3 separate regions of the Homo sapiens genome follow, and regions 1 and 3 are each linked to region 2. Evidence: chromatin loops called from intact Hi-C (ENCODE). Cell type or tissue: PC-9. All regions are shown on one strand.

Region 1 (8,000 bases), 50 kb before region 2:
GGCCTCGGGGCTGTGCTTGGGCTCCGTGTCCCGAGCAGCCCTGCCAGGCCTAGCTCTCCTGGGCGTGTGTCTCTCTGTTGTCAGCCCCCCTGGCGGTTCTTCCTTGGAATCATCTTCTGGATGTCCCCTCTCCTTTTTCTCCTCTAGTCCCTGTAGCCACCCCCTGGCAGTGCTCAGTAAGGGCTAGCAAACTAGCAGCCTCCTGCAGAAGAAGTGGGGGTTAGCACCCCCATACCCCCATTGTTTCCCGGAGGCATTTTGGGAGGCCAAGCCAGAGGATTGCTTAAGCCTAGGAGTTTAAGACCAGCCTGGGCAACATAGGGAGACCCCATCTCCACAAAATATAAAAAATTAGCTGGTTGTGGTGGCATATGCCTGTAGTCCCAACTACTAAGGAGGCTGAGGTAGGAGGATTGCTTGAGCCTGGGAGGTCAAGGCTGCAGTGAGTTATAGATGGCACCACACTCCAGCCTGGGTGACAGAGTGAGGCCCTGTCTCAAAAAGTAAAGAAATGCCAAAACTGGATTTTTTTTTTTTTTTTTTTTTTTTTTTGAGATGGAGTCCTGCTCTGTCACCCAGGCTGGAGTGCAGTGGCGTAATCTCGGTTCACTGCAACCTCTTCCTTCCGGGTTCAAGCAATTTTCCTGCCTCAGCCTCCCGAGTAGCTGGGATTACAAGCACATGCCACCATGCCCAGCTAAGTTTTGTATTTTTAGTAGAGAGGGGGTTTTGCCATGTTGGCCAAGCTGGTCTCGAACTCCTGACCTCAGGTGATCCGCCTGACTTGGCTTCCCAAAATGTTGGGATTACAGGCGTGAGCCACTGCGCCCAGCCTTATTTTAAATGTTTACATTTAACAAATGAACGCTTTTAACGGACACACAGAAATATAATTGTGCCATTCCCAAGGTAATTACAGTGTTTATAAAAGAAGAACCTTAGTTCATGGCATGCTTCAGGCAGTGTGGTCCAGAAATGGGACCCAAGTTTGAAATTGGATGATGAGGGCTCCTTTCAAACTCGTCTGTCTCCTTTGGAGAGAGTTAAACCTCAAGGCCCTTTGGGTGTGTGTGGTCCAGGCTGAGCCTTCTCCCTCATTCCTTGTGATGGGCCCAATTGAAAGGTCCCTCTTCCCCTAATGCAGAGTGGCAGCCCATCCCTGCCCTCTTCCATTGCAGGGCAGCGGCCAGTGGGGAGCGCTGAGGTGCTCAGGTCAGGCTGACCAGAGGGGCTGAGCCCACCCTTGCCAGCGGAGAGCAGCACAGGCTGATGCCATCCTCTCCCTAACTGTCCAAGCCATGGGCTCTGCCTTCTGAACTGGGTCATACCAAGGTGGGGACTTGGGAGCCAGGTCAGGAGCTGGCCTGTCCTTTCGGCTGCCCAGGTTTATTCATGGTGCTGGTGGGTGTGTGCTGTTGCTCTTGGGCACCTATTGTGCATTTGCGTGACAGGCGGTGAATGGAAGAGTGTCTGGGGCCCAGAGGGCAGAATCAGAGACTGTCCTTAATCGTCTTTAGAGGGAATTATGTTTAACAGGAAGTAGTGAGAGAAAGTGGAAAAGGCCTCTTCCTTCGCCCTTGCTAGCTTGGTCTCCTTGACAAGTTCTGCTGTTTTCTCTGTGCTTCAGTCCCCTACTTTGTAAAATGGGGGCAAACATGTGACACCATTGTCCTCAGGGCTGCCGGGAAGAGAGTGGAGGCAGGGGTTTGAGTGACATTCCCCTGTGTGGACAGACCACGTTTCATTTATTCATCAGTTGGTGGAAACTGGATTGTTTCCACTCGTTTCCTATTATGAATTCCACGTTTAACTTTTATGAATACTTTCCTATGAATACTACTGTGTTTGTGTACAAGTTTTTATGTGGACACGTTGTCATTTCTCTTGGGCAGTTACCTAGGACTGGAATTGTTGTACCATATGGTAACTGTGTTTAATTTTTGGGGTAAACTGCCAGCTGTTTTTTATGAGGTGGCTGAACCATTTCACATTTCCAGCAGCAACGTATGAAGGTTCTAGTTTGTCCACATCCTTGTCAACACTTACTATGATCTGGCTTTTTCACTGCAGCCATCCTAGTGGGTGTGAAGTGGTAGCTTATGGTTTTGATTCACATTTTCCTGATGACTAATTATGTTTGAGTATCATTTCATGTGCTTCTTAGCAATTTGTGTCTTTTTCTGGAGAAATGTCTATCCAACATCTTTGCCCCTTTTTTTGTTTTGTTTTGTTTTTGAAACAGGGTCTTGCTGGAGTGTAAGTGGCATGGTCATGGCTCACTGTAGCCTTGACCTCCTGGGCTCAAGGGATCCTCCCACCTCAGCCTCCAGAGTAGCTGGGACTATAGGTGTGCACCACCACACCCAACTAGTTTTTAAATTTTTTTGATAGAGACAGGATTTCCCTGTGTTTTCCAGGCTGGTCTTGAACTCCTGGGCTCAAGTGACCTTCCCACCTTGGCCTCCCAAAGTGCTGAAATTACAGGCATGAGCCACCACGCTTGGACTTTTGCCACATTTTTAAATTGTGTTTTCTTTTTATTATTGCGTTGTAAATGGCCTTTGTATTTTTTCTTTAATTTCTTAAAGATGGGGTCTCACTATGTTGCCCAGGCTGGTCTCAAACTCCTGTCTTTATATATTCTAGATACAAGTCTCTTATCAGATACATGATGTGCAATTATTTTCTCTCATTCTGTGGCTATCTTTTCTCTTTCTTAATAGTGTCCTTGGAAGCACAAAAATTTTAAATTTTGACTAACTCCAGTTTACTTATTTTGTTGTTGCTTGTATTTTTGGTTTCCTTTTTTAGTCTTTAAAATATATAAGATATATGATTCAAAATTAAAAGGCATGCTCAGAGCAGTCTCGCCTTCATCCCCACCTGCCCTCTATAGGGAGGCATTTAAATTAATTTCTCCTTTTATCGTTCCTGTGTTTATATTTGCAAAATTAAAAACCTTTTTTTCTTAAACAAAGGTGGTATGCTACAGATACTCTGCATTTCTTTCTTCTTTTCTTTCACTAAAGAAATCCCGGAACTGAGCCCCCGTATCAGCCGATTGAACTCACTGTGTTTCAGGGCCACAGTAGTCCAGGTGTGGATGTGCATCAAATGGTTTAGTCAGCTGGTTCCCCGCTGAGGGCCTCTTGGGCCTGTTCCCAGTCTTTTCCTGTAAGAGATCATGCAGCAGGGGATAATATCCTTTCGTATAGTGGAGGTGTGTCTTCAGGACAGACTCCTAAAAGTGAGACGGCCGGGTCAAAAGTTAAGCCGTAGGAATCGTGGCTGTTGCCAGATTGTCCTCTGCAGGGGTTGGACTGCTCTGTGTGTCACCAGGGAGGTATGAGAGTGGTTCCACCACAGGCTCACAAACAGAACATATTGTGAAGCAGTGAGGTTCTTGCCAGCGTTATCTCAGTGCAGCTTTTTTTTTTTCAATCAGCTGTATTGTGTGATTTACATACAATGAAATACACCCACTTTAAGTGTCCAGTTTGTTGAGTTGTGACAAATTATCTACTTCCTGTCACCACAGATGGGTTTTTGCCCTTGTAGGATTTCATATAAATGAAATATGAAGTATGATGTCTTCTGTGTTAGGGTTGTTTTCTTAAAAACTGTATATATTCAAAGTGTGTAAGGTATCTTTATATCACATAGTGAAATGGTTACTACAGTCAAGGAAATTAACACATCTGTGAACTCCCATAGCATGTGGTGAGAGCACCTAAAATCTACTCTTAGCAAATTTCCAGTGTACAGTCCAGCATGATTAACAGTAGTCCTGTGCTGTATATCAGACCTCCAGACTATTCATACTACGTAACTGCCACCTTGTACCCCTCGTACCCTTCGACCCCATTCCCCACCCCTTCCAGTTGGGCTTCCTTGACCCAGGATAAAGACACTGAGATTCATATGTGTTGTCGCACCCATCAGTAGTTTAATGGCTTAGGAGTATCCACTGTACGGATACACCACAATTTCTCTGCTTTCCCGTTGATGATCATTTGTGTGGTTTCTAGTTTGTACCTATTCTGAGTAAGACTGCTGCGGACATTCTGGCTCAAGTTTTTCTGTGGACATGTGTTTTCGTTTCTTTGGAGTAAACAGGAGTGGAATGGCTGGATCACATGGTGAGCGCACACTTAAACAGTCACTAGACCTTCCTCCAAAGTGGTTTTGCCAGTTTCCATCCCCACTAGGAGCAGTGTGTGGGCCCTTCCTGCCCCACATCCTCACAGACATCGGGCATCGCTGGCCTTTAGCTTCAGCTCTCCGAGGAGGTGGGGTGCACTGTCTCTTTATGGTTTTGATTTGCATTTCCCTGAGGACTGCAAACTGCACGTCTTTTCTTATTTGCCATTATATTTCCTCTTTGGTGAAGTTTCTCTTCCAATCTTTTCCCCAAAAATCAAGTTTTTGTCTCTTTATTATTAAGTTGTAAGAGTTCTCTTTATTTTCTAAATACAAGTTCTTTTAATATAGAGATATTTTCTCCTAGTCTGCAACTTGCCTTTTCATTTTCTCAGTGGTATCCTTCCAAGATCAGAAATTTTAATTCTTGTGAAATGCAAACCCATTTTTTTTTCTGGTTAGTACTTTTTGTGTCTTAAGAAACCTTTGCATTTCCTTTATTATGAGTAGGGCTGTGCATCTTTTTTTTTCTGTTTAAGGGCCATTTGCTTATTTTTTCTGAGAACTGGCCGTGTCTTTGTCCACTTTTTAAAAATTTGGTCTATTGGTCTTTCTCTTCTTGAATTTTATTTATTTCTTTGAGACAGGGTCTCACTCTCTGTTGCCCAGGCTGGAGTGCAGTGGTGCAGTCACAGCTCACTGCGGCCTCTACCTCCCAAGCTCACACCATCCTCCTATCTCCTGAGTTGCTGGGACTACAGACACATGCCACTATGCCTGGCTCATTTTTAAAAAATTATTGTAGAGAAAGGGTCTCCTTATGTTGCCCAGGCTGGTCTTGAACTCCTGGGCTCAAGTGATCCTCCCGCCTCAGCCTCCCAAAGTGCTGGGATTATAGGCATGCCTGGCCTCTCTTCTTGATTTCTAAGAGCTCTTTGTCTATTACCGAGATGAGCCCTTTATGGTATGTTGTTATGTTTTCTCTCAGTTTGCCTTTTTGACTGTTTTCCCGTGCATATTGCATGCATGTGTTTTTGCAGAGTCCAGTGTATCCATTTTTTTATTGCTTATGGATTTGGGATCATAGGCCTTCCCTACTCCCAGGCTATAATGAGCTTACCCGTGTTTGTATCTAGTATTCTTATGGTTTCATTTTCTCTAACGTTTGGATTTTTATCCCATTTGGAGTTGATTCTAACATGCGGGGTAAGGCATGGAATCAATTTTATCTTTTTCCAAGTGACTCTCTACTTCTCTTCATATCAGTTTTTTAAAAAGTCTATCTTTTCGTAATGAGCCGAGATGGCACTCCCCAGGCCATTATCATTAAAATCCTTGATTTCCACATGTTCTTGGACATGGTCTTCTCGTTTCTGTACTCGTCGTGTCCTGCGGGCCGTCTGAGTGTTCCGTGCTGACGCACCCTCTCCTCCTCGGGGGTTTCATGGCGTCTCCCTCGGCCCATGGTGGGGGCTTCTCACCGCTCTTCTGTTCGGAGGGTTTCCTGGGTGTGTCTGCTTCCTGTTTTTCCACATAGCCTAGAACCAGCTCGCCCGGCTCCAGAAAACATTTGTTAACTTTGAAAATTGAGACTTTGTTAATGTATTCACTTTGAGAAAGCTGACATCTTTATGGATGTTGAATCGTCCTATGCAGAAACAAGGGGTGTGGCTCTATCTACTCCAGTTTACGTCTTTCCAGGAGAGATTCTTCTAGGACTGTCGCAGCTGTTTTAGAGGCTTCATATGGATTCTGTACATCCGATGTTAGGTTTATTCCCATGTGTTTAGCTTTTTCACTGCTTTTATAATTTTTTTTAAAGTTTTTATTTTTATAGAGAGAGGGTCTTGCTCTATTGTCCAGGCTGGTCTCAAACTCCTGGCCTCAAGCAGTCCACTCGCCTCAGCCTCCCAAAGTGCTGGGATTACAGGCACGAGCCGCTGTGCCCAGCCAATATAATGGGTTCTTTTCTTTTCTTTTTTTTTTCTCGAGGCAGGGTCTCACCCTGTCGCCCAGGCTGGAGTATAGTGGTGCGATCTCAGCTCACTACAACTTCTACCTCCTGAGTTCAAGCCATTCTCCTGCCTCAGCCTCCCAAGTAGCTGGGACTACAGGTGCCCACCACCACGCCTGGCTAATTTTTGGATTTTTAGTAGAGACGGGGTTTCACCATGTTGGCCAGGCTGGTCTCGAACTCCTGACCTCAAGTGATCCACCCGCCTTGGCCTCCCGAAGTGCTGGGATTACAGGCGTGCGCCACCACGCCCGGCCTCTTTCATTCTGTTTTGAACTAAACATTGTTTGCACTGCATGTGGTGGGTTATAATTGGTTGTTGTCAATTTTATATCTTGCTCTTACTAAATACTTTTTCATTTGTATTCTAAGGATATCTTAGCACTTATTTTATTGGGGTTTCCAGGTGTGCTTTGATATTACCTACAAAGAGATCATTTTTCCTTAGGGTTGAATGTTTTTAAAGGTTTGTATTACATATTGCCAAATCTTTTAAAAAATATGGTACCAATTTATACTTCTCTTGTGGCAGTGTTTTGCCATACCCTTGTCGGCACTGAGTATTGATATTTTTTAAAATGTGCCAGTTTACTATGATCTTCACTAAGAGGACATTCACTGTGCCCCTTCTCCACACCAGTTGCACTGCCAAGGACACAGCTGCGGTGAGGACACAGTAGAGCCTGCAGATCCCAGCCCCCAGTCCCACTCCAGTCCCTGTCCCTATCCCCAGGAGTCCCTGTTCTGGTTATTTCTTGAGGTTTCAAATGAAGATGGCTGCTGCCCTCTGAGCCCAGCCAATGGGACGAAGCCAGTGGAGAGCCCGTCCCTGCCCCAGAGATTCGCTCTGGAAAATCCCTGAGTGGTTTTGTAAAATGCATTTTACAAAATAATAATCCCCGCACAATAAGTCTTCTGGGTGTCTCGCAGGATCCCCTGCACAGCTCAGGCACTGCCAGCAGCCGCATCCCCTCGAGTGGCTCAATCTGTCCAGGAGCAAGGGGTCAGCCAGGCACCTTCCAGGGCCAGTCCCAGGCCACCCAGTCCCAGTGTGGCTGAGCACCTATGCCTCTTCCCCATAGCTAAAAACCCAGTAAAATGGATGATAAAATGGGTAACACCTCCCTGAAAGTTTCTACTTTCCTATAAAGCCCAGCCCCGGCCCAGGCCCGAGTCCTCTTATGAACAGAACAACCCCAACCACCCATTTGCAGAGGGCACTGCTGTTTGGTACTGACCCTGCCCTGCCCAGGCTGGCAGCCCTCCAAGGAGGCTGGGCAGGAGGTCCCGGAGGACACGGCCCACAATGCTCACCCTTTTCATTCTCCATCTTGCCCCATCACCTCCCACCTCGGCCCCTTCCTCCAGGCAGCCCGCCCCGCCCTTTTCCACACACCCCTGGTTCCCAGCACTGAAGCTTGCTTGCTGTGTGATCTCAGGCCAATTGCCTTACCTCTCTGGGCTTGTTTCCATCTTCACCTCACAGGTAGATGTGAGGTCACCTCACAGGTAGATGTGAGGAGTGAAAGAGGGAGTATTCGCAGCAGGTCTACACAGCGTGTGGCACAGAGCTGGCTACATGAATGTGTGTTCGTTGAATGGGAGAGTGAAAGAATGGATGGATTGTGCTGGCAAACCCTCCAGGGGCTCAGTTTCTTCCACTCGGACCATCAGAACCCAGAGATCAGATCCAGGAGCTCCTAAATGCAACCTTTGTTAGAAACACAGCTCCCCTGCCCTGCACTGCTCAGTCCCACCCTGGGGGAGTTTCCAGCCGCACTGAGGATGAGCTCGGTGGGGACCTGACCCAGAGATAGGGACACCTGGTCACTGGACCGCAGACCGG
Region 2 (8,000 bases):
GTAAACTATCACAAGGACAAAAAACCAAACACCGCATGTTCTCACTCATAGGTGGGAATTGAACAATGAGAACACATGGACACAGGAAGGGGAACATCACACTCTGGGGACTGTTGTGGTGTGGGGGGGGCGGGGAATAGCATTAGGAGATATACCTAATGCTAAATGACAAGTTAATGGGTGCAGCACACCATCATGGCACATGTATACACATGTAACTAACCTGCACATTGTGCACATGTACCCTAAAACTTAAAGTATAATAATAATAAAATAAGATAAAATAAAAAAAAAGAAAGAAGGGGAAATGATAAAACATTCACATATTTGCTTGATTTACCAAAACAGAAACACAAGAAGGATGCTTTGCTTCCAGGGAAGGGAGTAAAAGGTGTGAACAAGACAGGGTAGGGAGTAACATTAAAAGCACACTTTTTAGTACAGTTTTAACTTTGGGGAGCATGTTCATATCTTACATACTCAAAAAATAAAATTTGAAAGGATGGAAAAAGTCTAAAACTGAATGCAAACAGAAATGAATGAACCTAACAATATATTTCAAATAATACAACAATACTGAGGAGAAAAGGGAAAGTAACTCTTCAAATTCATCCTGTGACTATTATACCCTCAGCATGGGAGAAGGAAAAACCATAAACAAATCCTGAACTCTTTTTAGTTTGTTTTTCAAAGTGGTATTGGCACCATGCTTCTGAAACTACCTGAAGTGCACTGCAGGAGTGGACCATGAGTACATGTGTGGATGTAGTTCTTACTGGTGAACCAGGGAGATAGAGTATGGAACGGGGAGGGCGAGGAGGAGCTCGGGAGAGTTGGGTTAGCCCTGGAGCATCGCCAGGAACTCATTATCTCCTAGCTCTTTCCATGGAAAGGATCTAGAAACAGCACTGTTCAATAGAACTTCTTGTGATGATAGAAATGTTCTGTATCTGTGCTGTCCGATATGGTAGCGAACGGCCACATGTGGCTACTAAGCTTGAAATGTGACTCCTGCAGCTGAGGAACTAGATTTTTAATTTTAATTTAAAATCAACACCTGTGGCTGGTGTCTGCTGTACTATTAGACAAATCAAGTCTAGAAGCAATGTGATCATAGTAACAATAAGTTACCATGAAAAACTATGTAATCCATAGTAACGATAACACCTAGCACCTGGATCTGGGCTTCTAAATCCTATTCCCCACTAAAAGGATCTGGAGTCCCCTGGAAAAACGGCTAATTCCATGGCTGGAGCAGGTAGGCTACAAGATGAGCCTAGAACAACTTGTAGGCCAGAAAATAAGAAAGTGCTCAACAACCACAAGGAAATAATGGAGGTTATGACAAGGACATAGGACCAGTGGACAGGGTTCTTGTTTGTCAACTCTGGGACAGCTACAATTCATTCAGTAAGACAGGAACCCCGGAGTCCATATGGATAATAAGTAGATAAATAGGCAGGCAGGCAGGAGAAAGGGGAAGAGCTCTTTCTTACCAGATTGCACTTGAATATCAAGGGCCATTAAAAAAAAAACTTACTGATTTTTCCACAAGATGAATCCCACTCCACCTCTTCCCATCCTTTAATCCACTCTTTCCAAACACAGAGTACTTTTCAACTTCCAAACAGACATTCATCTTCTTAAGACTTTTCTTAAGAAATAAACAGAAATAATGTATTTCTCAGGGTCACCGTATTGGAACCAACCCAACAGTGTCATGGATAGGTTAATGGATAAATGCAGAAATTGACCTTTCTAGTCTTAAAACTTAAAACTTACATTTGTTTTATCTGAGGTCTTTAAGAAAAGACCTTCAGTCCTCTCAAAAACAAAAAACAAGTGTCAAAGAACTGAAGCCCACCAGGTAACTACATCCAGACAAAGAGATGTGGGACCGTCCTTCATCATGATTGTGTCCTTGCTCCTCCCAAGTTCCTATTTGTTAAATCTTGTTTCATTTCTTCCCTGCTATATAAACCCCAGCTTTAGTCCATCAGGGAGATGGATTTGCCCCATCTCCTGGACTGTAGCACCCAATGAAAGCCTTCTTCCTTGGCAATACTCCTCATCCCAGTCATTGGCTTTCTGTGTGGTGAGCAGCAGGACCCAGACCAAACCCCTGGTGGTTCGGTAACAATATCAACAAAAAAATTAATAATGAGTTCAAATACACCAGGTCCTAAGAGGCTGGAATAAAATCCCAGGAATTCTAATTTTCAAAATTCTGAAGAAATCACTAAGGAAACCTCTCTTTTTTTCCCCTTCCCCTAAATCAAACTGGATAGAACTCAGTCTTACTCTCTGTTGCCTTTTTTTTTTATAAGACATCATCTCGCTCTGTTGCCCAGGCTAGTGCAACGGCATGATCTCGGCTCACTGCAACCTCTGCCACCTGGATTCAGGCAATTCTCCTGTCACAGCCTCCTGAGTAGCTGGGACTACAGGCGCACACCACCACACCCAGCTAATTTTTTTTGTATTTTTAGTACAGACAGGGTTTCACCATATTGATCAGTCTGGTCTCAAACTCCTGACCTCATGTGATCCGCCCACCCTGGCCTCCCAAAGTGCTAGGATTACAGGCACGAGCCACCTCGCCCGGCCTCTGCTGCTTCTTACTCTGGCTCAGAGCCACCTGATCTCTCCATCTTTCTACTAGAAAATGTCTCCATATGATGCTTATAATAAAATGCAGCCAAACCGTGCACCTTTCAGGCCTTGTTAGCTAGCTACCGAAACTATTTTTTCTTTCTTCCTCTCTCTCTCTCCCTTCCTTCCTTTTTTAGAGGCAGGGTCTCCCTTTTGTACCCTGGCTGGAGTGCAGTGGTGTGATCACACCTCACTGCAGTCTTAAACTCCTGGGCTAAAGCTATCCTCCCACCTCAGCCTCCCAAGTAGCTGGGAGCAAAGGAACACTCCACCAGGCCAAGCTAATTTTTAAAATTTTTTGTAGAGATGGGGGTCTTGCTATATTGCCCAGGCTGGTCTCAAACTCCTAGGCTCAAGCAATCTGCCTGCCTCAGCCTCCTAAAGTGCTGGAATTACAGGCATGAGCTAGCACACCCAGCCAAAACTCTTTTCCAATAACACTCCTTTCCCCAGAATTATTATGACTGCTTTAGTGATAAAATACATCACATTTTCATTACATGTTATTAACAAACTCTAAGAAGATAAAGCACAAAAACCATTTTGTAATCTCCTTAAAGAGATACACTAGGCTATTCCTTTTCAAATAATTATGAATCTGTCATTTATTGCAGATAACTTCTTAGGCATTAAATATAAAGGAGGGAGCATGCTATAGCCCAAATAGGAAACATTTCATCAAACAGCAGCACTAAATACCCTACAACACGAAGAAGTAAGACAGGCAGCATCTTTCCAATCTGCCTGTGAAATCTGTCATTAGGCTCTTAGAAAACACAGTACAAACAATGGTAATGTTACTAAAATAACTATCACACAGTAAACAAGTAACACTCAGAAGGACCTAACCACACGCCAATCGCCTTTCCTCCTTACACTGTACACTTAAGAAAATACATTTTATAATATATATATTTTTTACCACAATAAAAGAAAAATGAGGGGGGAGTCACCTGGCTGGTGTAAGGGAGTCTGAGAGAGGAGGTTACTCCTGTTTCTATTTTCCTAAAACTTTGCATAATAATGTCAATTGTGATTTGCACATAAAATTTGGCGATTCTATTATTTACACTTAAAATTATTTATAGTGTCATCACAGACCCGTACCTCAAAGTCTTATTTTTAGCCACCAAGAGAGCTACAAAATTATTTTCTTTTTTTTTTTTGAGACAGAGTCTCGCTCTGTCACCCAGGCTGAGTGCAGTGGCGCGATCTCGGCTCACTGCAAGCTCTGCCTCCAAGGTTCAAGTGATTCTCATGCCTCAGCCTCCCGAGTAGCTGGGATGACAGGCATGCACCACCACACCCAGCTAGTTTTTTGTAATTTTAGTAGAGACAGGGTTTTGCCATGTTGCCTAGGCTGGTCTCGAACTCCTGGCCTCAGGTGATCCACCCACCTTGGCCTCCCAAAGTGCCAGGATTACAGGTGTGTGAGCCACTGCGCCTAGCCACAAAATTATTTTCTGAACATTTTAATATTCTAATAATAATATTAACAATGACTAAAGCTGAGTACTTACTATCTGCCAGGCACCATTCTTAAGTCCTTACAATAATCCTATGAGGAAGGAATTAATATTATCTGTGATGAAAGATAAAGAAAGTGGGAATTGAACCCAGGCATTTTGATTAAAAGGCACATACTATCAAACATTAAATCCACCATATATACATATGTATATTTTCTTACTCTCTATCATCATAACCAGTATCTGAACAATGGAATAAAAATAACAACCCCCATCAACAAAGTGCTATACCATGCCAAGCTCTTTGCATATTTTAACTCTAGTCCTCGTAATAGCTCTATACATTAACTATTATCATTGTCATTGTCATTGTCCAATGACAAGGATATCACTGTCAAGGATACTGGGCCCAGCTAAATTAAGTGACTTGTCCAAAGCCTCACAGCTGTTGTGTGGCAGAATCAGGATTTAAATTAAGGCATGTTTGTCTGCAGGCTGCCTTCCCCTTTCTTACTTATGAAAAGAAAAAGAAAAAAAAAAAAAGACCAAATGTTCTTATTTGGGTTTGGGAAAAGCAGATGGGAAAGTATAAGAAATTCGTGGGAATAAAAGAATGAACTGCAAGAGCTGAGCACCCAGGAGTTAAGCTAGCCCTGCCTGCGGAGTGCACTGTTTGCAGGGCCTTCCTGCTGGATTCCTGATGGTAGCAAATTCCAGGGCTCCAGACTGCAGGCTCAGCCTCTGACTAACACTGCAGTGATTTATTTGAGGATAAATACCTCTGTCAGTGTCTTATGACTGAACACAACAGTCCAAGCTGACTGGAACGAGCGGAATGCGAGGACGCTGGAGCTGAGGCAGTAGAGGCGGGAGCTGGGCCACCTCTCTGCGGAAACTCTGCCTCCAAGGAGGAGCCCTCACAGGAAGGTATTCCTGTGGGGAAAAAGCAGTGCCCTCAGGAATTGGAGCATCTTGAATAATGAGGAAACACTGACTCATGCTAGAGTGAGCGCTTGGGAAGGGGGAAGGAGGAGGACCTCTGTACCTGCACACACAAAGCTACTCCCTCCAATACTCAGTGCAACCTTGCCAGGATTGGCAAGATAACTCCAAGAACACCAACCGCCCTCACCACTGTACCCGTAGACTCTCTGGGCAGCTGGTGGGGCGTCTCCAAGTCCTGAAAACTGGGGAGAAGCCTCTCCCTCTGCGAGGAGGGTGTGTGCCGAGAGGAGAGTGCAAAGGGGAGAAGCCGGGTGCACGGAAGCGGGAGGCTTTTCCAGTGGAAACATGGTGACGTTGCACAGATTCAGGGATCTGTGGTTTCAGCCCGTGTTTCACAAATAACAAAACTGAGGCCCAAAGAGTTGAAGCAATTCATGTCAAGAAGGTAGACAGTGTCAGTGGCAGATCAAGGACTGGCTGGATGTGGTGAGTGGCACCTTGTCATGAGCATAGGAAGCTGGCTTCCCTTTATGGGAAGGTCCCAAGTTTGTACCAGGGGCACATAAGGTGGGATGAACACTTCTTCGTGTGTACAATCCTAGACTCCTGAGTAAGAACTTTACAGACGTCTGCTTGGTCAAAAAGGTGCTGAGCTTCCCTTCTATTTGTCTGGTGCACAGTGACATTCACTAAATGTTGATTCTCCTAAAAACAATCAATATGTATGGGCAAAAAAAAGCGAAGCTTAGCAGATGACTACTCGACTGCTCGCAGAAGCTCTAAGGGGACATTAACTTCTATGGAGTTTAACATGCGGAAGGTCCTACAAGTAGGCTGGAGGGAAGCCAGACTTCCACCTCACCGCGAGTTATCAAAATGAGTTTACTACCTTCTTTTTGGCAGATGAATACTATTTTTCTTTTGTAAATAATATCCTTTTCAAATAAAGTATGCAAATGATAACATCAGAATTAGCACAAAGTTGCAAAACAAATAAGGCCCCAGCACGGAGCACCCTTAAGCCAAAATAAGAACAGAGGAACTCACAGATGGGGGTTGAAGATGCGACTCATTTTGGAGACGTGGTCGTTGTCACAGTCTAGGTCCTCGTCACCTGGCTCCATGCTGAACTTCCTCTTGCTGGGGCTGATTGGGGGAGGGCCGGTGCGGTGACTGCTGAGGGCAGAGGCCACCGGCAGGGTCTGTATTCTGGGTTCTCCCCTGAGAGCAGCTTCGCCTACGCAGAGAGAGATGATGTAGTCACTAAGCAGGAGAAAGGCCCCCATCTCAGTCCCCCAGGCTCCCCGCCCGCCCAGCCAGCCCCTTACAAAACTACTCCCAGTGGAAAGTTTTTGGCAATGGGACGGGGCCGCCTGCCATCCTCTGAACATGGTTTGAGTGTGGTTAGCTGCCAACCATGAGACATTTTACATCAACGTGGTTTTCTAGCACAGTCACTCTTTAGGGTAGAGTTTAAAATAAAAAGTTGCAATAAAATAGCAGGGGGGAGGCAAAAAGCATTTTCTGTAAACAATTTCAAAAGTTAATTTAAAACACCAAAGGTCTTTTCACGTGTGGGTATTCCACTCGATACAGATAGGAGAATGACCTCACTGCATTCATGAAACCACTATGCCCAACTCACTTTTCCTGCTTGTTCTGTTTTTTTTTTCTAATATAGTCTTGGTATTTAATTTCTTTTAAAAGAATGAGGAAAGTGTGTGGGCTAACAGTTCACACATTTGTACCGAAAGTTAAAAGAAATATAAATACATCGTTTAATGGGAAATAAATGTTTAATTCTTACAGTACGCTAAATATTGCACATTAAAATATTATCAGCACAAAGCTTCGGCATATAACTTATCGCAAGCATAATACGTGGGTAGGTGCAGTTCTGAAACATGTTTCGAAGTTAGGCAATCAAATTAGGGTCCACATTTCCATTTGATTTGACATCTTGGCGTTTTTCATTATTATTTTAAAAGGTTTTGTACTAGGCAATCACTTTGTGCCTCGCTGTGAATTAAAATAAGCATAGCCTTTCATAGTAATAAAGCTTGTGTACCTTCTAAACTTTATAAAGACGAATGATTACTTTAAGAGAAAACTTCAAACTTTCTAAGTCACATGGGGGGAGCACCTAAATTTTTCACAAATAATAACCCTTTTGTTGTGCTGTACATTTTGGTCTCTCGGACCTGACCAATTTTCTTTCCATTTGGTCACAATTTGAGAGTAATACGAGGATAAAGTCAACTTCATCCGAGGCCTTGTGGTACCTAAGAAAAGGAATCTTTGTTTGCCACCACTAATTTTCATATCATCACAGATGTGTGGACAGTGTTAACAGTCATTTACTTCATACACATATGACAAATATGATTTTGTTGGAGAAAGGAGTGAGGAAAAACCCTCTGAATATTTACCAGGAAAAATAAAAACTTGGCCAATTTACTCAGCAAGATATAAACTAGCAAATATACAGTGACCCATAATACACCTCCAGCCAGGATTTCTTTTAAGGATTCTGGCCCCAAAGCAAACTGGAACTTTCCATTTTAAATGAGATACCTAAAACACAGGCCTCACGCTGGCCTGCCACACTCAGAAATTCAGTATGATCTTGGTTGGCCTATACTCCCTATTTAGTAATTTTCATTTTAAAAAACAAAAAAAGCAGTGCTCATCTTTATACCTTCATAAATTAGAAAAATATCCTTTCTAATTATCTCCGTTATTTGTGATACTTCCTCCTCCACAAAGAGAGAAGAGGGTGTTTCCAAGGGAAAGCTTCAGAAGCCCAAGCCCAGCTAACTTTCTGGGAAGCCCTGATGATACCCCCAGGAACGCAGCAACTGCAAATCAAACCTCATCAAAATGGCACCAGCTGACCCTCCTCTCCACCCAGGGTTTCTCAACACCCCTGGCAGG
Region 3 (8,000 bases), 170 kb after region 2:
TTGTGTGGATGCATGTTTTCATTTCTCTTGGATATATACCTAGAGGCAGAATTCTTGGGTCATATGATGACTACACGGAACTATCAAACTGTTTTCTGTAGTAGCTTTACTATGTTACATTCCCACCAGCAATGTACGAGGGTTCCACTTACTCCCCATCCTTGTCAACACGTTGTGCATTTTTTTTTTTTTTTTTGAGACAGAGTCTTGCTCTTTTGCCCAGGCTGGAGTGCAGTGGTGCAATCTAAGCTCACTGCAACCTCCGCCTCCCGGGTTCAAGCAATTCTCCTGCCTCAGCCACCTCAGTGCCTGGGATTACAGGCATGTGCCACCACACCTGGCTAATTTTTGAATTTTAGTAGAGATGGGGTTTCACCATGTTGCTCAGGCTGGCCTCGAACTCCTGACCTCGTGATCCGCCCGCCTCGGCCTCCCAAAGTGCTGGGATTACAGACGTGAGCCACCGCGCCTGGCCATCTGTCCTTTTGATTATAGATTTTGATTATAGATCAAAATGGGTGCAAATCAAAGCCACAGTAAGACACCACTTCACACCTGTGGGGGTGAATAGGTGTGAAGTGGCATCTTACTGTGGCTTTTATTTGCACTGCCCTGATGGCTAATGATATTGAACATCTTTTTATGTGCTTATTGGCCATTTGCATATCTTCTTTGGATGTAGGTGGAAAACTTTTTTGTTTTTTTTTTGAGATGGGGTTTCATTCTGTAGCCTGGCTGGAGTGTAGTGGCGTGACCTCAGGTCACTGCAACCTCTGCCTCCAGGGCTCAAGCAATCCTCTCACCTCTGTCTCCTGAGTAGCTGGGACTACATGCATGTGCCAGCATACTAGGCTAATTTTAAAAATTATTTGTAGAGATGGGGTCTCCCTATATTGCCCAGGCTGGTCTCAAACTCCTGGGTTCAAGTAATCCTCCTGCCTTAGCCTCCCAAAGTGTTTGGATTACAGGCGTGAGCCACTGCACCCAGCCAAATCCTTTTTAAAGTCGTGAATGTACTTGATGACAAAGTGAATGTGACAAGGTATTTCCCACAATTTTATGTTAGAATAGAAGAAAAACATATGTTTTATGCAATTACATACTCACTCATTCATTTTCCAAGTACCTATGCTATTCCAGACACCAGGAAATTTAGAGAAGAAGGAGAAACCAGTTAGTTGATTATCAGAAATGGCATAGACAAGATGTTATAGTCCTCCTGGCACTTTTGTAACAGTCTGCTTCTGACTTATCCAAATGGTTCAGCTCCATTCCTGGCAGGGCAGAAAAGGCAATGAGACAAGGTTCCTGATTTCCAGTAGCTCACTATCTAGTGGGAGAGAGAAACACATAAATATGTCATTGCGGTCGCAGATGGTTATCTACCCACAGAGCTTAGGAGCACAGTGGAGGGAGCAGGTAATTCTGCTAGGCACCTAGAAGGGGTGCAGGAGGAGGTGACATTTGAATTTGGTCTTAAGAGATATTCAGACATTTGACAGATGGTGAAAGGAGAAGGACATTCTAGCCATCAGGCACGGCCTGGTCAAGGGCATGGCTGAGGATGTGAGAGCCGAGGGTGAGCAGAGACAGAGGGTGGAGGGGAGGAGTGGAAGGGAGTGGACCACGTCATGAAGAGCCTCACTAAGGAGCATCCATCTACAAACAGTCTCACTCTGCGCCCAGGCTGGAGTGCTGTGGTGTGATCTTGGCTCACTGCAACCTCTAACCTGACGGGTTCAAGCGATTCTCCTGCGTCAGCCTCCTGAGTAGCTGGGATTACAGGTGTGTGCCACCACGCACAGCTAATTTTTGTATTTTTAGTAAAGATGGGGTTTCACCATGTTGGCCAGACTTGTCTTGAACTCCTAACCTCAAATAATCCATCTGCCTTGGCCTCCCAAGAGATTTTTTTTTTTTTTTTTTTTGTAAGCAGAAGAGTGGTGTGGTTCGATCTGAGGTTTAAGAGATCACTCACAGGCAGCCAGTTGGATGGATTAAGGGGTCAGCAGGCCAAAGGGTAAATATTTGTGGCCTTGTGGACCACACAGTCTTTGTTACAACTTCTCAACTCTGCTGCTGTAGTGTGAAAGCAGCCATAAGACAATACATTTAAGTATTTCATTTAAGAAAGAACCCGGCTGTGTTCTAATGCACATGTATTTACAAAGCCAGGAGGTATGGATCTGTCCTGAGGACCATCATTTACCAACTCCTATATTAGACTAAGGTGGGAATGAAGGCAAGGAGACCACTGACTATGTGGAAATTCTCTCATGAATGGAGAAAATCAGAATGGGGTGAGGGAAGTGCAACCAAGGCAGAGGGTATCTTTCAGCCTCAAGAGGAGTCAGGTCCTCTACCTCGGCTGTGCTGGAAAGTGTGACTACACGCCTCACGGCCCAGCTCGCATTTCCTACAAAGCAGGCAGAACACCTAGTTATGCAAAGAGCATCACTCACAGCCACTGCAGCCACCTGGGAGGTGTGGAGCTTCTATCTGTGACAAGCCTGCCAAGGAACTCACAGGCCCAGGCAAGGAGAAGCCTAGAAAACAAGGTAGAAAGTCTTGGAAAAGCCTCATTTGGTCTGCGATGTAAGAAAACTTGATTCCAGTTAATTGAGGTAAAGAAGAATTGGTTCAATCTCATAGAATCCACAGGGGAGATGTGTGATTGGTCCCGCACTCTAAGAGCTGGAGAGCGAGAAGCAGGTGCCTCTTCTGGCCTCTGTGGGGCTGCACAGACTCTGTCTCCGTCTCTTCTGCAAAATTGGCATCCATGTGTGGACTGCTCATCAGTCAGTGTGGGGTGGAGACACAGAGAAAGTTCAGGAGTACATAAGTGGCCCCATAAAAACATGCACCCTACCACTACCCTGGAGGGCAGCTGACCGGGGGTGTCTGGTCCAGCCTCTCTAACAACTCCTGCACCTCTCTGTCCAAGCCCCTTCCCCTTGCTGGGCAAAATAAAGGGGGCAGTTTCGATCACTGGCTCTCAACTGGGATTTCTCCCAAAGTAGTAATGAGGTCGACTTGCAAGCATTTTTGGCTTTCAAAAAGCCATTTAAAATGCTCTGCTTGCTGATGAAAGCTGTGGTTTCTTTGCTCTCGGCTACGATTCTGTCAACTCAGGGTAGTAACACTGCTGAGCGCGTGCTGATCTGAAGCTCTGATTGGCTGCTGGTGACATAATAGGAAGGTCAGGAACGATTGGCTGGCAGCTGAGACCGGCTGAGCCACATACCAGGAAGGTGTGTTGGGCGTGAACAGAGCACGCTTAGAGCAGGAACAGAAGTACGAGCGACAGCCTACCAACATCCTTCAAGCATGGGGGCAGGGGAGGCATGTGTTAAATAACAGAGTCTTCAAGATAGTGAAAACTATGCATCATTTCTAGGGTCCTCTTTTGTGTAGCTCCTGTCTCCCCCTAGTCCCAGGTGTCTCTCCCCAGAGGGCTGGAGGGCCAGGCCAGGCTCGCAGACAAGTGGGTACATGTACCCCCTTCACTCCCAGTTCCCTCCTCTCTGCCCAGACCTGCTCTCCGCAGCCCTGAGGCGGGCAGCTGGTCCACCCTTCTCCCCTGCAGTTCTCTCTAGGCTTAGGACCCAGGTCCCTCCCTGCTCTAGGTGGTCTGGATGTCAGCATCTCAAGCTGCGGCCTCAGGCAGCAACAGGCACGCCCTTTATGAATTATCTGAGCAGAGCACAGCCACAGTGGGAGGAATAAAAATAACAAGAAACACAAAAGGTGCCTCCTTGAACAGGAAGAGACACTAGGGATGGGGGACTGGCTCACCTGGTGAGTCACCCTGCGTTCCCTCTTCTTGGCTGGCTATCAAAAGAGAAGAGAACACAGGCAATAACCTGTGGCCTCCAGGGACGGGCTGGGCGTTTTAGAAAGGCCCTGGGTTTGCAGAAGAGAACAGCACGCATGGTGGGGAGGCTGCTGGAGGTTGGGATTCTACGTCTGGCTCATGGCAAACCTGATGGATGACTTTGGGCTCTTTTCAGAGTCTCTGTTGCCTCATTTGTTTGTTTGTTTTTGAGACGGATTATTTATTTATTTGAGTCGGAGTTTTGCTTTTTGTCGCCCAGGCTGGAGTACAGTGGCCAGATTTGTTTGTTTGTTTTTGAGATGGATTATTTATTTTTGAGACAGAGTTTAGCTCTTTGTTGCCCAGGCTGGAGTGCAGTGGTGTGATCTCTGCTCACTGCAACCTCCGCCTCCCAGGTTCAAGCGATTCTCCTGTCTCAGCCTCCCAAGTAGCTGGGATTACAGGCGCCCGCCACCACGCCCGGCTAATTTTTGTATTTTTAGTAGAGATGGGGTTTCACCATGTTTGCCAGGCTGGTATCAAACTCCTGACCTCAGGTGATCGACCCACCTCGGCCTCCCAAAGTGTTGGGATTACAGGCGTGAGCCACCACGCCCGGCCTGTTTATTTATTTTTAATTTTAAAAAGTTTATATATTTAAGGGGTACAGGTTCATTTTTCTTACATGTGTATATTGTGTAGTGGTGTACCCATCATCACCCAAATAGTGAACACTTTACCCAACAGGTGATTTTCCAACCCTCACCCCCTCCCACTTTTTATAGTCTCCAGTGTCTGTTTTTCTTTTTCTTTTTTTCTTTTTTTTTGAGACAGAATCGCTCTCTGTTGCCTAGGCTGGAGTGCAGTTGTGCAATCTCAGCTCACTGTAAACTCCACCTCCCAGGTTCATGCCATTCTCCTGCCTCAGCCTCCGGACTAGCTGGGACTACAGGCGCCTGCCACCACAGCTGGCTAATTTTTTTTTTTTTTTTTGTAGTTTTAGTAGAGACGGGCTTTCACCGTGTTAGCCAGGATGGTCTTCATCTCCTGACCTCGTGATCCGCCCTCCTTGGCCTCCCAAAGTGCTGGGATGGCAGGCGTGAGCCACCGTGCCCAGCCCAGTGTCTGTTTTTCTACTCTGTGTGTTCATATGTACCTATTGTTTAGCTGTCACAAGTGACAACAAGCGGTATCTAGCTGTTTCGGAGTTATTTCACTTAGGATAATGGCCTCCAGTTCCATGTTGCTGCAAAAGACGTGATTTCATTCTTTTTTTTAATGGCTGAGTATATCCATGGTGTGTGTATGTATCACATTTTCTTTATCTGATCCTTGGTTGATGGACAGTATATCTGTGCGATTGTGAACAGTGCTGTCATAAACACATGAGTGCATGCATCTTTTCCCTTTGGGTAGATACCCAGTAAAGGGATTGGAGTCTAATGGTAGTTCTATTTTTAGTTCTTTGAGAAATCCCCATAATGTTTTTCATAGAGTTGTCCTCCTTTATTAAGCCTCCTATTCAGGGTGAGGCACTGTGCCAGGGGCTCTACATACATTGATGCTAATCTTGAGAATCATCCTGCCAAGTAGGGTCTTTATCGTCTCCATCTTAAAGAACAGGAGGCAGTTCCGAGAGATTAAGTAACTTGCCTGCTGTCACACGGTATACTCTTGATTCAAACTCAGGTCTTTCTTTCTCTCTCTTTTTTTGGAATGGAGTCTAGCTCTGTTGCCCAGGTTGGAGTGCAGTGGTGCGATCACAGCTCACTGCAACCTTCGCCTCCCGGGTTCAAGCAATTCTCCTGCCTCATCCTCCCGAGTAGCTGGGATTACAGGCACACACCACCATGTCCAGCTAATTTTTATATTTTTAGTAGAGTTGGGGTTTCACCATATGGGACAGGCTGGTCTCAAACTCCTAACCTCAAGTGATTCACCTGCCTCAGCTTCCCAAAGTGCTGGGATTACAGGTGTGAGCCACCATCCCTGGCCAAACCCAGGTCTTTTTGATTCCAAAGCCCCCAAGTATTGCTTATTTTATTTTTGATTTGCTTAAAAAAAAAAAAGCTAGTTAATGACTAGCACTTTGTGAACTATTTTTCTCCCAACATTTTTAATTTTTTATAAAATTTAAAAAATAGAGGTGGGGTCTCGCTATTTTGGCCAGGTTGGTCTTGAACTCCTGGCCTCAAACAGTCCTCTTGCCTTGGCTTCCAAAAGTGCTAGGATTACAGGCGTGAGCCACCGTGCCCAGCCCCACCCCGACATTTTCTTTTTTGACTACCATCAAGTACTAGCAGAACATCCAGACCTGTTGGCAAACAAGCAGTAATGGAGACACTTGGAAACTTGACCCTGAGTAGCTCAACAGCTTGTTTTCTCCATGAGCCAGTAGGCTTCTAGCTGTGATTTCATTAATTTATAACAGTATGCACATTTAATTAAGCAGAATGTTTCTTGCCCAACCTAGATGCTAAATCCATCAATGTGTTATGAGCTAAATTGTGGTTCATACAATGAGAAATAGAAAAGTCAGTGTTGGGGGCCGGGTGCGGTGGCTCAGCCTGTAATCCCAGCACTTTGGGAAGCTGAGGTGGGTGGATCACCTGAGGTCAGGAGTTCAAGACCAGCCTGGCCAACATGGCGAAACCTCGTCTCTACTAAAAATACAAAAATTAGCAGGGCATGGTGGTGCATGCCTGTAATCCCAGTTACTTGGGAGGCTGAGGCAGGAGAATCACTTGAACCAGGAAGGAGAGGTTGCAGTGAGCCAAGATCATGCCACTGTACTCCAGCCTGGGAGACAGAGCAAGACTCCATCTCAAAAAAACCAAAACAAAACAAACAAAAAAGAAAAGTCAGTGTTTCATCATCTTATGCAAAGGAAGCTATAATTTCCAGGTGTTCTGCCACCTACAACAGGTTTGAGCACTCTTGTTCTCCGACTCTATGAACGCACACTTTGTGCACAGGAAAACTTCCTGGATAAAACAGAGCCAGGCAGAGCTCTCTCACCACTGTAGAATGAAAGTTGCTTTCTTTGCTTCCTTGGGAATCAGAAAGGTGCTCTGCCCCTTTCTATGTGCACCTGGAAAGTTCTCCATCAAACCAAGCTGACAGGGAGGCTCTCCAGCCTGCCAATAAGAGCAGTGACTGAGTGCCAGAGGGACTGTTACCTAGATGGCCAGGCTAGCCCAAGATGGACAGAAGAGGGAGCACTTTCCGTAAAACAGCCACATGTCACAGGCCCCAGCTGCCGCCTGCAATCCTCTGGCTCCCAAGACTGCCCAGGGCCCTACTGCTCTCCCTGGGAGGTTTGTCTTGGTCTATTTGGGTTGCTATAACAAAATGCCATAGACTGGGTGGCTTATAAACAACAGAAATGTATTTCTCAGTCTGCAGGCTGGGAAGTCTGAGATCAAGGCACTGGCAGATTCAGTGTCTAGTGAGGGCTTTCTGGTTCATAGATGGCCACTTCTCATTGCAACTTCACATAGAAGAAGGAAGAAAGGATCTCCCTGGGTCTTGCTGATAGTGTCCTAATCTGCCCTCATGACCTAATAAATTCCCAAATCCTCATCTCCTAATACCATCACATTGAAAGCATTTTTTTTTTTTTTTTGAGACGGAGTCTCGCTTTGTTACCCAGGCTGGAGTGCAGTGGTGCGATCTCGGCTTACCGCAATCTCCGCCCCCCAGGTTCAAGTGATTCTCCTGCCCTCAGCCTCCTGAGTAGCTGGGATTACAGGCGGCTGCCACCGTGCCCGGCTAATTTTTGTATTTTTAGTAGAGATGGCGTTTCACCATCTTGGCCAGGCTGGTTTGAACTCCTGACCTCGTGATCCACCCCCTCAGCCTCCCAAAGTGCTGGGATTACAGGCATGAGCCACCGCGCCTGGCCTTTTTTAATATTAAGATGCATTATTTTTGTACAGGCATTTTTTTTGGTTGGGGGACACACAAATTCAGACCATAGCAAGGTTCCAGCCATAAGCCAGAATACTTTCCTTATAACTATCACTGAAGGACCACTGGTCAGCCCCCACGTTTGCCAGGCTTTGGGGCCCTAGTCCCCCTCTTCCTGTCACATTCCCCGCCACCACCCTGGTGATTTCCGAAACCCATGTGAACAACTTACCCCTCGACTGTCTTTCAGGACAGTGTTACAATTTCACCAAGGTGG

What was found. A loop is a pair of places that touch in the nucleus more often than their neighbours do. Peaks named below come from ENCODE experiments on the same cell type or tissue, not always from the same donor. Only the 100,000 strongest peaks of a DNase experiment are listed, where the experiment ranks them.
Region 1: it touches region 2 in a loop (5-fold over the local background); 4 of 110 quality-filtered maps call a loop at or near these places.
Region 3: it touches region 2 in a loop (14-fold over the local background); 2 of 110 quality-filtered maps call a loop at or near these places.

Annotation. Positions count from the first base shown.
Region 1 is chr3:11,545,638-11,553,637 of GRCh38, forward strand. The region is part of intron 20 of ATG7 (autophagy related 7); the gene reads left to right. Among named protein-coding and RNA genes, the nearest start is that of VGLL4, 94 kb to the right of the region's middle. RefSeq lists enhancers at 716-1,217, 1,218-1,717. In PC-9, no CTCF peak of the experiment used is centred here; no DNase peak of the experiment used is centred here.
Region 2 is chr3:11,595,720-11,603,719 of GRCh38, forward strand. It overlaps VGLL4 (vestigial like family member 4), which reads right to left. Exons shown (of 5, transcript NM_001128219.3): 2 at 6,114-6,303. Among named protein-coding and RNA genes, the nearest start is that of VGLL4, 44 kb to the right of the region's middle. RefSeq lists a silencer at 4,876-5,170 and enhancers at 5,556-6,154, 6,027-6,466, 6,155-6,752. In PC-9, no CTCF peak of the experiment used is centred here; a DNase peak (open chromatin) is centred at 4,992; H3K4me3 peaks cover 312 bases; H3K27ac peaks cover 3,765 bases.
Region 3 is chr3:11,767,448-11,775,447 of GRCh38, forward strand. It overlaps a transcript of TAMM41 not described here. Among named protein-coding and RNA genes, the nearest start is that of TAMM41, 75 kb to the right of the region's middle. RefSeq lists an enhancer at 6,908-7,202. In PC-9, CTCF peaks have their summits at 7,013 (motif pointing right) and 7,221; DNase peaks (open chromatin) are centred at 4, 3,214 and 3,814; H3K4me3 peaks cover 1,494 bases; H3K27ac peaks cover 2,841 bases.